3 separate regions of the Homo sapiens genome follow, and all the other regions are linked to region 3. Evidence: chromatin contacts called from ENCODE Hi-C or POLR2A ChIA-PET data. All regions are on one chromosome and are shown on one strand. Each heading gives the region's core, a stretch centred on a gene start or an enhancer-like site at or near the end of the contact. The rest is flanking DNA. Distances are from core to core; before and after follow the strand shown. Region 1 has its middle 16 kb from the start of ENTPD6. Region 2 holds the start of VSX1 (visual system homeobox 1). Region 3 has its middle 35 kb from the start of VSX1.

Region 1 (3,646 bases), core at 965-3,464, 62 kb before region 3:
TATACCCAAAGGATTATAAATCATGCTACTATAAAGACACATGCACACTTATGTTTATTGAGGCACTATTCACAATAGCAAAGACTTGGATCTAACCCAAATGTCCATCAATGATAGACTGGATTAAGAAAATGTGGCACATGTACACCATGGAATACTACGCAGCCATAAAAAATGATGAGTTCATGTCCTTTGCAGGCACATGGATGAAGCTGGAAACCATCATTCTGAGCAAACTATTGCAAGCACAGAAAACCAAACACCGCATGTTCTCACTCATAGGTGGGAAGTGAACAATGAGAACACTTGGATACAGGGTGGGGAACATCACACACTGGGACCTGTTGTGGGGAAGGGGGCAGGGAGAGGGATAGCATTAGGAGAAATACCTAATATAAATGACAAGTTAATGGGTGCAGCAAACCAACATGACACATGTATACCTATGTAACAAACCTGCACGTTGTGCACATGTACCCTAGAACTTAACGTATTAAAAAAACTTGCTATATCATAGTTTTATGTATTTTTGAGGTACATGTGATATTTTGATACATATGTACAATGTGTAATGATCAGATCAGGGTAACTAGGATATACATCACCTCAAACATTTAAGGACAGTTTTTGAAGAGAGAGTATGTCACAGTACGAGTTAGGAAGCACCTGTGCCATGGTCGTGTCCCCTTTCTCATAAGTAATTATTCACAGCTTCTTTCCTTCTATTCTGTTTACTCTAGTAACTGGGGTACTTCTTAGTGTGAGTACAAAGGGAGGTGGAGGTCAGGACCAACATGTACATACAGGTATGTCCTCAGTGTCTGCGTCTCAGGTAGCACTTTTCCAAAATGACATTCAAATAATTGTGAGGTTAAAATTCTATAATTTTTTTTTTGTTTCTTGGATTTTAAATCCTACATTTGGCCTACTATGAAGTTCATGACCATAAATGGAACTTGTATGTCCTAGAGATTAGCAAGTTAGTGGTTTCTTTAAGTCAAAAAAATAACCAGTATTTTTTTAGATTGCTAATAAACTTTAAAAAAAGATTAAAAAAGAAACATTTTTAAATTTTTGAATTAATTTCTAAATTTACCTTTTAATCAGTGAATTCTCACTTGATTGAGCTGTGGGCCAGGGAGTGTCATCTCTGATATCCACTCTGTGGAGGTTGTTGACATGAGCTTTGTATCCCTCTTTGTAACTTTTTGCAAGTTTTCCATGGTACTGGAGAAGAATGTGTGTGCTGCACCTGCTGGGTGAATAAAATGTCCCTTATATGCTGCTTGTGAAGTGTCATATTAATTAGGATAAGGCTGAAGTGCCCAAATAAAGAGGCCCAATGCAGGTCTGAAGCCCATGCATGCGATTGCTCCCCACGGCACTGACTCACGGCAGCAGGGCTGGGTGGGTGCCGCTCCACGTGGCCGGCCAGCCTAAGACCCAGGCCGTGGGCTCGGCCACCTTCACCATGCGGTGTCCCGGGCAGTCCTCTGAGCATCTCTGCTCCAGGAGGGTGGGAGCGTGTCTTCCTCACTGTTTTTCCTCCAAACAGTGCCCCCCTCACAGGAAGCATTCAGTAAGTATTTGTTAAGAACACTAATCAATGAATGAAGAAAAGATGGCCCCTTAGTCATCATAGCGTCAACATTTAATAAATGTTTTTTTAAGTTAAAAATTTTTTTCAATTAGCAGGACATTGTATGCCTCAAAATTTAAAAGATACAAAATAACGTCATCACCATCGTCATCACCATGATTTTGGTAGATTTCTCAGCCTGCCAGTTCCCTTTCCTGGAGGCATCTGCTGTTAACAGCTTATTTGTGTTCTCCAGATATACTTCATAAATGCACAAGCATACGTGCATATGTGCAGACTGGTTTCCAAAATGTTTTCCTATCACAATAAAATGTTTCAACTTCAACCTTGTTTATACAATTTCTGAATCCACGTGGAGAATGTATTTGGTGTCATTTGTTGAGAGGACATTAGGCGGCAGTATAGTATCACAAGGAGGAGGCTGGGGCTGTCTACACATTTTTTTTTTGGCCTGGCACCATGGCTCACGCCTGTAATCCCAGAAGTTTGGGAGGTCAAGGAGGAGGTTCACATGAGCCTAGGATTTCAAGACCGGCTGGGCAACATAGCAAGACCTCTAGCTACTGGAGAGGCTGAGGCTGGAGAAGCTGCAATGAGCTGTGATTGCACCACTGCACTCCAAAGGAAGAGAGAGGTGTTGTGTGGCTATTACATATCTTGCCATATATTTCCAAGTTTTTCTATTACAAATGATGACTCAATGCCTTGAGTCATAAGTCATAATGCTTTGAGCCTGAGGCAGGAGGGTGCTGGAGTGTTTATACACTGGGTCCTGTCAGTTATTGTTGAGTGCTATTCCCTCTGCATATCTGACCTGCTGCACACTCAAGTTCTTGAAAGAGCCTTCGGGCCCAGAGATGAGATACAGGCAGTTGGAGCTGACTGGAGTTGGTGCTGGAAAGCTAGGGTCTGAGGGCCACTGGGGGAGGGTCACTGACACCCTAACTCATGGAATCTTAGAGTTTTGGAGCAGAAAGGGAGCTCAGAGCATACTAGTCTACTCCCTCCCTTCTCTCATGGAGCTGGGATGTGTTTCCCTGAGCACTGCATTCCCATCGTGAAGAGGAGGCTCAGACAGGAAAACATTTTGCAGCTCGCATTTTCCTCACAAGTTCTGTCAAAAGTGAGAGACTGTGCCTTGACATAGTGCATTTTTAAGGTAAGTTTGGAAGCCTCTCACTTATGAATTAAATACAGAAAAGTCATTATTATATATATATATATTTTTTTTTTTTCTTTTTTCTTTTTTTTTCTTTTCCCTCAGAGATCGGGTCTTGCTCTGTTGCCCAGGTTGGAGTGTAATGGTGCCATCATGGCTGAATGCCTTGAACATATCTTGTCTTCTCACCTTTTCAGGCAAGCCCACACTCATCTCAAAGAAAATGCATTGAAGGTCACGTTAAACAGGGTCTTTCTGCTCTTACTACTTCTCCGTGTCATTTGTCTTTTTTCCACACACATTCCTTTTCCTCCTCTGCATTCCTGCGGTTGTTCTCATTTCACCAGTTGGCACAGAGCACCCCATCCTGTCCTTATCTGTGGGGAGCCCTCCAGCCACTCCTGCTGGAATGGGCACATTCTACAAAGGCCTGGGTCTGGGCCTCAGGTCCCTTTGCTTCCCTGTGCTTGGCACAGTGACTGGCAAATCCAGATCTCATTCAGTGTTGGATAAACAAACTTGCCTGCCAATATTTTAGACCTCCTAGGTGTTACAAATATGCAATGGCCCCAGGAATCAAGCATCTGTCTGCTGAGCAGTTAAGCAACAAGACTATCTATAATCATAGACTGTGTGGGGCAGACAGCAATTGCTCCAGAGTTTAATAACTACAGTTATTAACTGGGCCTGGCCCTCTCCCTCTGGAGAGTCCGTCTTCTTCCTAGGCTCCTACACTCCCCTACACAGCCACAGTCCCCTCATCAAAACCAGAAATTTAGCACTGACACAACACAGCCATCCAATCGATGCATCCAAAGTTTCACTGACTGTACCAGTCCTGTCTTTCAGAGCAAAAACAAAACAGAACCAAAAATTTCTTTCCTTTT
Region 2 (3,304 bases), core at 395-2,894, 35 kb after region 3:
AGGTATCTCACTTAACTGCTACCCCAAATTCGGATTTACAAACGACTACGCAGTCCCGAATGCCCAACGCCTTCCCTAAACCCAGAGATAAATCTGGGGGAAAATTCCTCGCGGAGCGGAAAACAACGCCAGCGTCTAAAGCGTTCTGCCCCGAGCTGGAGTGGTTCAAAAGACAATGATCTCAAAAGAAAGTGATTGTTTTGGTAATCCCGGGAACAGCTTGCAAGGGGGAGATTTGGGTCTTCCTTTAGTAACGGAAAGTCAATGCGCAGCCTCCTGTAATTATCCTTATCGGAAGCCCCTTGTTTAATCTGCATGTTTAGCGGAGGCCCCACTCGAACGCGCAGCGAGTGGGAGACCCACTTTGCAGGGCCCAGGCTCGGGCTCCGGTCCCTGCGTGCGCGCAGGCAGCCGCGCCGGGTTCCCGCGGAGCTCAGGCGTTTGCTCCTCCCTCGCTGCGGGACCTCGGACTGTAGGACCCTCAGGGAGTGGGACTGAGGAGATCTGCTTCCGGGGTTCTGGGATTGGGAAGCGGGGGACGCAGGGCTCCGAGCGATGAGGGCTGGTTGGGTTCAAAGCGCGAACCAGTAGTTACTTACCCACGTGCTTGGGGCCAACTTTAGCGAATATCAGAGTTTCACTGATTATTCAAAGAATCAGGCTTTCTTTGAATAATCGTGAAATTGGACAATAAATTGTAAGCCCCGATGAAAAGGTGTGCTTTCCAGTAGACAGACTCTATTTTATTTCAATTTACCTCCCTCCACTCCTCCCCAATTTAGGGTTGCTGGATAAAATACTGATACATACTCCTACAAAAAAAAAAAGCCCTCCTTTTTTATCTGAAATCACATTTCACTGAGCCGACAGTGTTTTGTTGGTTAAACCTGGTACCCTGCCCGTCTCAGCCCCGGGCAGTCCACTCCTCTCTCTGCTTCTCTCCCTTTCCCCAGCTCTTGTGAGTCTGCCACCCCCTACAGTTCAGCCCGTGGAGTGTTGGGGATGGACCTGGGGGTGGATTTGGATGGAGGTAGAATGACCATGGATTAAAGGGATGGAGGTAGGATGACCATGGATTAAATACACGGTTTTCATTCCTTTCCCCTTGGGGATTTTCAGAGAAGGCCTTCTTACAGGAAGGCCTTCGTGGCACCGGCGGCGGAGGTGGAGGGCTGGCTGGGGACATATATGGGGTAGCCATCGGGGTGTGGTTGGGAATGGGGTCCTAGGTCTTAATAGGCAGTTGGGTCGCATCAAAGAAGCTTCAGGGCAGCTGGGAGTGGGGCCTCCACCCAGAGAGTCTGGAAGGAAGGAGAAGGCCACGCCAGGATGTAGAACTTGCGACTTTTCGAGGGACAGGCAGACAGCGGAGTCACTGTCCCTTACCTTCTTTCCTCCCCTCCCTCCTAGAATGGGGGTGGGGTGGGGTGGGGTGGGCTGGACAGAAGAGAGGAGGAGAAGGAGGTGACTGAGGGGACTGCAGCTGGGTGGGCGGTAACCGAGGGGAGGGGAACTGGTGGCGTCCCCATCTCGCGGGGTCCGGAACGGCGACGCGCCCGCGCCCAGCTGATTGGAGCCCTTCAGGCCTCCCGCGCCCGACCGGCAGCCCAATCCTATAAAGCTTCCTCTAAGCTGGGCCCTCCGCAAACGGGATCCAGAGAGGCTCGCGCCTTGCTTGCTAAGGAACCATGACCGGCCGGGACTCGCTTTCCGACGGGCGCACTAGCAGCAGGGCGCTGGTGCCTGGCGGTTCCCCTAGGGGCTCGCGCCCCCGGGGCTTCGCCATCACGGACCTGCTGGGCTTGGAGGCCGAGCTGCCGGCGCCCGCTGGCCCAGGACAGGGATCTGGCTGCGAGGGTCCGGCAGTCGCGCCGTGCCCGGGCCCGGGGCTTGACGGCTCCAGCCTGGCGCGTGGGGCCCTACCGCTGGGACTCGGCCTCCTCTGTGGCTTCGGCACGCAGCCGCCGGCGGCCGCTCGAGCACCCTGCCTGCTCCTAGCGGACGTGCCGTTCCTGCCGCCCAGGGGCCCCGAGCCCGCTGCCCCGCTGGCTCCCAGCCGTCCGCCGCCTGCGCTCGGCCGCCAGAAGCGCAGCGACAGCGTCTCCACGTCCGGTAATCAGGCCCGCGCTTTCCGCTCCTGCCCCTGTCCCCTAGGCTCTGAGCCGCGCAGGGGTCACAGACCATCGCCCCACCGCACCCCTGGCCCCAGCGGCCCAGATCTAGGCGGGGAGCCCAGAGCGAGGCCCCGTCGCGGGAGGGGCATTCGCGGAGCTGCGCCGCCTGCCCCTTGCTGCATCCTAAATCCCTGCCTCTCATCCGGGGTCCTGTTCCCTCAGCGATGTGAGACCGCCACCACCTGGTTCCGGGTGGAACCTTTTGATGAGACCCTGGGGTCTTCAACAACCATCTCCAGAGGGCCATTTTTCCCCCCAGCGCCAGGCGCCAGTCTCCGCCTCTGGCAGCTGCGTGGGTCGGGAAGGCCCGGGCCTGTGGTGGTCACCAGCAGCACCGAACAAGGTACCAGGTGGAAACGCGGGCGGAAATGATCGAATGATTGACGGGTCCTGGAAGAGTACGGGGCCTCGAGCCCTGGAACTGTCCGCCCCTTGGGGTGCTGAAAAGGGAGTCCCGGGTACCGCGCTCCTCTGCCGGCGCAGCGTCCTCCCAGTCCCCTGTGCAGGAGAAAGAAGCAACCTTGGGGATTCATTGTAGTTACGCCTAGAGATGTGTTCCTGGCCTACCCATTTCCCCAAAGAAATCCAGACGGGTCGCGGGGAAAGAGAAGGAAGCAATGAAATTCTATAAAGGACAAGGGCTAAGGAAACGAGTGGTTTTGGGTGTGGGAGAGAAAAGAAAGAATTACACAAGAAAGGATGGTATGTGGTAGAATCTAGAGCTGAGCATCCAGGCAGCCAAGGCAAAAAGAGTAGACTGGGTCTTCTGATACTAAAAGGAAGCATGTCAGATCAATAGGCAGGCAGGTTTTTGCTCCACTCTAAAAGGACTTTATTTCATGAGCTCTACGTAAGATAAAATGAAACTCCCTATTAGTGTCACTAAAAATGCAAAACTGTTTTCATGGGATGGGTTCTTTCTTACAAAACCAAAGGCAGCTAAATCCAACTCTGCCAGCATTTCTGAAAGTCTGGAGCAGAGCTGTCCAAGAAAAATGAAATGTGATTTCATGTTTGACGGAAATTTCTCACAGTCACATTAAAAGTGAAATGAATCTAAATACTATATTTTAACCCAACAATGATAGCAAATATTATCATTTTACACATAATCAATACAAAAATATTTT
Region 3 (3,344 bases), core at 90-2,589:
TGTGTGCATGTGAGTGTGTGTGCATGTGAGAGTCTGTGTGTGCATGTGAGAGTCTGTGTGTGCATGTGACTGTGTGTGCATGTGAGAGTGTGTGTGTGCATGTGAGAGTGTGTGTGCATGTGAGTGTGTGTGCGTGAGAGTGTATGTGTGCATGAGAGTCTGTATGAGTGCATGTGAGGATGTGCACGTGAGTGTGGTGGGGGCACTTGCTGACCTGTGGGTTTTCCTGCAGGTCATTAGGCACCAGGCTAGTGACCTAGGCCTGAGTGATCTCACATTTTTCTGTCATAATCACTCCTTTCTGTCTGGTGCCTTAGTCCTGCCCCCACTGCTGGATGTCTCCACCTTGGAAATGTATCTAAGTCATTTCTCCAGAGAAGACACTCCCACTTCCCGACGGCTGGGGGAGGATGGTTCTGGGGCCACTGGAGCCCTGACAGTGTCTTCTAGGCATCTGCTTGTTTCCCCTGCAGACTTTCCCTCTTAGCTCCAGCCTCATCCTGCTTTCCCTGGTACTTGGGGAGTCCAATTCCTGAGCCTTTCTGGGTTTCTGTGGCACACGATGACCCACATTTTAGTGGTGTCCCCTCCTCAGGAACTTGGGCCTTTTCTGTTCACGCTCTTTCCATCTTTGTTGACCTTCCTTGTCTACTGTTTCCTTTGCCTTTTTCTCCCCTCCCGTTTTCTTTGTCTCTGTGCATTTGTATACTTTTCCCTTTTGCTTTTATTTTGGTAGTACTTGGGGAAGCAATGAAAACAAAAACTGCTGCTCAATTTGCCACGTTTAACCAGTGCCCCATAATTATTAAGGGTCCTGCCGTAACCAATCAAGAGAATTTATCATCATTTATTTACCTGTAAAAGGATTTTCAAGTTGTTCTCAGTGTTTTGTTATGATAGCAAGTGCTTCAATAAATCTCCATCTAAATAGAGCTTTTTATTTCTGATAAATTGTATTCTTGGGCTGAATTCCCAGGAGGAGACTATGACTCCAGCAACTTCATGAGCTTTTTTCTTTATTTCTTTCCTTCCTTGTAGCCGCCCCAAGCTGAGGATGTGTTCCTGCCAGCCTTTATTATCACTTAGCAGTGATGGTACTATTTGTCCCCCAGTGTCCTCGGGGATGGGCCGAGGAGGGAGCAGGGCAGGGTTGGCACAAGGGCTCACTGCTGGAGAAGGCCAACAATGTGCAGAAAATGTGGATTTTGTGACAAGCGTGACACAGTGGCTGCAGAAAGAAAGGAACAGGTTGTGTGGGTGAGGACGGGCCTCTGCAGTGACATTCAATCACTGGACATTAACAGGGGACATCTGTCACTGCCACTCAGTGAGGAGGCCAGGCTTGCAGCCCGGGATGACAATATGTTCTGGGGCTCATGATCACGTGAAAAATACCACTTTTGCAGAGGGTCCTTCCAGCGTTTGTGACAAATCCTTCTATTTTTATTACAGAAATCCCGGGCAAATCCTTCAGTCAGGGGACTTTCTATTAACACGCAGCTGGTAAGTGAAAAATAAAACAACCAAGAGAAAACCCACACCAGATCCCAAATAATCACATGCTGGCCCTGTGAGCACAGGGCAGCCAGGCAGATGAGAGCACAGCCCTCAGAGGTCCCTGCGACACGCGTTTGAATGGCACAGCAGAGACCATAGCCCCTCCGCCCACCCCTTTCCTGGAGCTGCGCTTCCCTTCCCTGTCTTGTGCTTCCTCCTTTTCTCTCAAGAAGGAGATTTTATCACATACTGGCTGCTCAGTCAGCACCTGGGGCACCCTGGAAAGACCCACCCCTTGTCTTGTCCTCCACCTGTGGCAGCTGCAAGCCGGTGGGCCAGGAGAATATTTTAAATGCAGGATAGCTTTTCCCTGCCTCCCTTTTTGCTTTTCTGAGGTTTTTCATTGGTTAACATGTTTGGATATTTTCTCCAAAATAGCAGTAACTATTTTTCCATGAAGTTCATCTTGTTTCTAAGGGCAGGTTTATTGAGGTATAATTGAAAAGCAATAAAGTTCACCCTTTTAAATGTACAGTTCTACGTGTTACAGCCATATAAATGCCAGTCTTGGAGGTTGACTAAGCCAAATGACCACTTGGCTTAGGTGGTCTCCTGGAAGCAGATCCTAAGGCAGGGATTTGGTGCTTGTGTGTTATTGAGGAGAAGGGAGTGAGCAAAGCTGGATAGGAGAGTGGAAGGAACCGAGCAAGGATGTGAGGGATGAATTGTCCACAGCAAGTCCTGCCTTGAGGAAGGGGCACAGCGGAGGACCCATCGGGTCAGCTGAGGGTGAGTGGAGGAAGCTGGGCCTCCAGGCATTTTGGAGCCAGGTGGTTCTGCCAGCCTCGGGCAGTTCTCCAGGGAAGGATGCCCAGTGAGCCTGTAGCTGCCAAGTCTCACAGCATCAGGGGTGTGTGTGTGTGTGTGTGTGTGTGTGTGTGTGTGTGTGTGGCAGCACCAGCCAGTAAAAGGCAAAGGCATCTGGTCAGGCACTGATCCTACAACCAAACTTTCTTAGCATATTTAACTTGCACAAAAACCACCCGAGGAAACCCCAGGCTGCTAGGAAGCCAGCTCTGCCTCCCCAGCCTTCCCAGCCACAGGAATGAGCTTGCTGAGGGCCCAGCCCCGGGGCCGGGAGTCTGCTGCAAAGGATATGAAAAATTCTCACCATTACTTCTGCATGTGAAAAGAATATGCGTGTTGGAAATAACTTCCTAACTTACATATTTTTAAACATTTGTTTAGACTTATAGGAGAAATATTTTTACTGACTTTTGCATAAAGTGTACTGGAGGAAATTCATAAAACATAAGATGTAAAAAAGAATTTTAGAACTTGGAATTAGCTGGGCATAGTGGTGGGCGCCTGTAATCCCAGTTACTCGGGAGGCTGAGGCAGGAGAATTGCTTGAACCGGGGAGGCAGAGGTTGCAGTGAGCCAAGATTGTGCCACAGCATTCTAGCCTGGGCGACAGAGTGAGACTCTGTTTCAAAAACAAACAAAAAACACAAAAAACTTGGGCACAAGCATCCTGTTATAAGTCAGGAGCCATTTCTACCCAGTTTCTCTCAGGAAGTGCCCTGTGGAATGTACTGTAAATAAAGCACTTAGCAATCATTAACGCTCATGCTGTAAGCCTGGATTACACTGCAGTTCCAAACACATACTGTATACATGGGCGGGATCAACATCTTCCTAAAGCATAATCTAGGAATCAAGTCCCTGAATTTGAGAAAACCGGCTTCATTTGAGCAGGATTAATTCCTCCCACTTGCATCAGGAGAGGCTGTGCTAAATCTGTCAGAAGCATAACTATAAAGTCAATTCCTATGTATATGTGTATA

The links. A loop is a pair of places that touch in the nucleus more often than their neighbours do. ChIA-PET counts read pairs that join two places held with the same protein, here RNA polymerase II (POLR2A). Pooled maps may share reads with other maps.
Region 1: a loop to region 3 is called in a map of heart right ventricle, with 2.2 times the contacts of the local background. The contact joins two enhancer-like sites. A Hi-C loop is called at or near these places in 5 of 168 maps with a recorded cell type or tissue (GM23248, chondrocyte, heart right ventricle and 1 more) and 1 of 37 single-sample maps with no recorded cell type. POLR2A ChIA-PET finds 5 or more read pairs at or near these places in 1 of 52 experiments (Panc1).
Region 2: a loop to region 3 is called in a map of aorta, with 2.6 times the contacts of the local background. The contact joins the promoter of VSX1 here to the enhancer-like site in region 3. A Hi-C loop is called at or near these places in 4 of 168 maps with a recorded cell type or tissue (A673, aorta, gastrocnemius medialis and 1 more) and 4 of 50 pooled maps.

What each region holds. Positions count from the first base shown.
Region 1 is chr20:25,177,704-25,181,349 of GRCh38, reverse strand. No RefSeq gene overlaps it. Among named protein-coding and RNA genes, the nearest start is that of ENTPD6, 16 kb to the left of the region's middle. Within about 2 kb of position 2,214, at least 15 of the 41 ENCODE cell types and tissues checked have a DNase peak (open chromatin) inside an H3K27ac peak, as active enhancers do.
Region 2 is chr20:25,080,481-25,083,784 of GRCh38, reverse strand. VSX1 (visual system homeobox 1) reads left to right here and starts at 1,644. Exons shown (of 5, transcript NM_014588.6): 1 at 1,644-2,112. The coding sequence starts at 1,689. RefSeq lists enhancers at 1-362, 1,126-1,655.
Region 3 is chr20:25,115,211-25,118,554 of GRCh38, reverse strand. No RefSeq gene overlaps it. Among named protein-coding and RNA genes, the nearest start is that of VSX1, 35 kb to the right of the region's middle. Within about 2 kb of position 1,339, at least 2 of the 41 ENCODE cell types and tissues checked have a DNase peak (open chromatin) inside an H3K27ac peak, as active enhancers do; they include gastrocnemius medialis, where a contact is called at or near this core.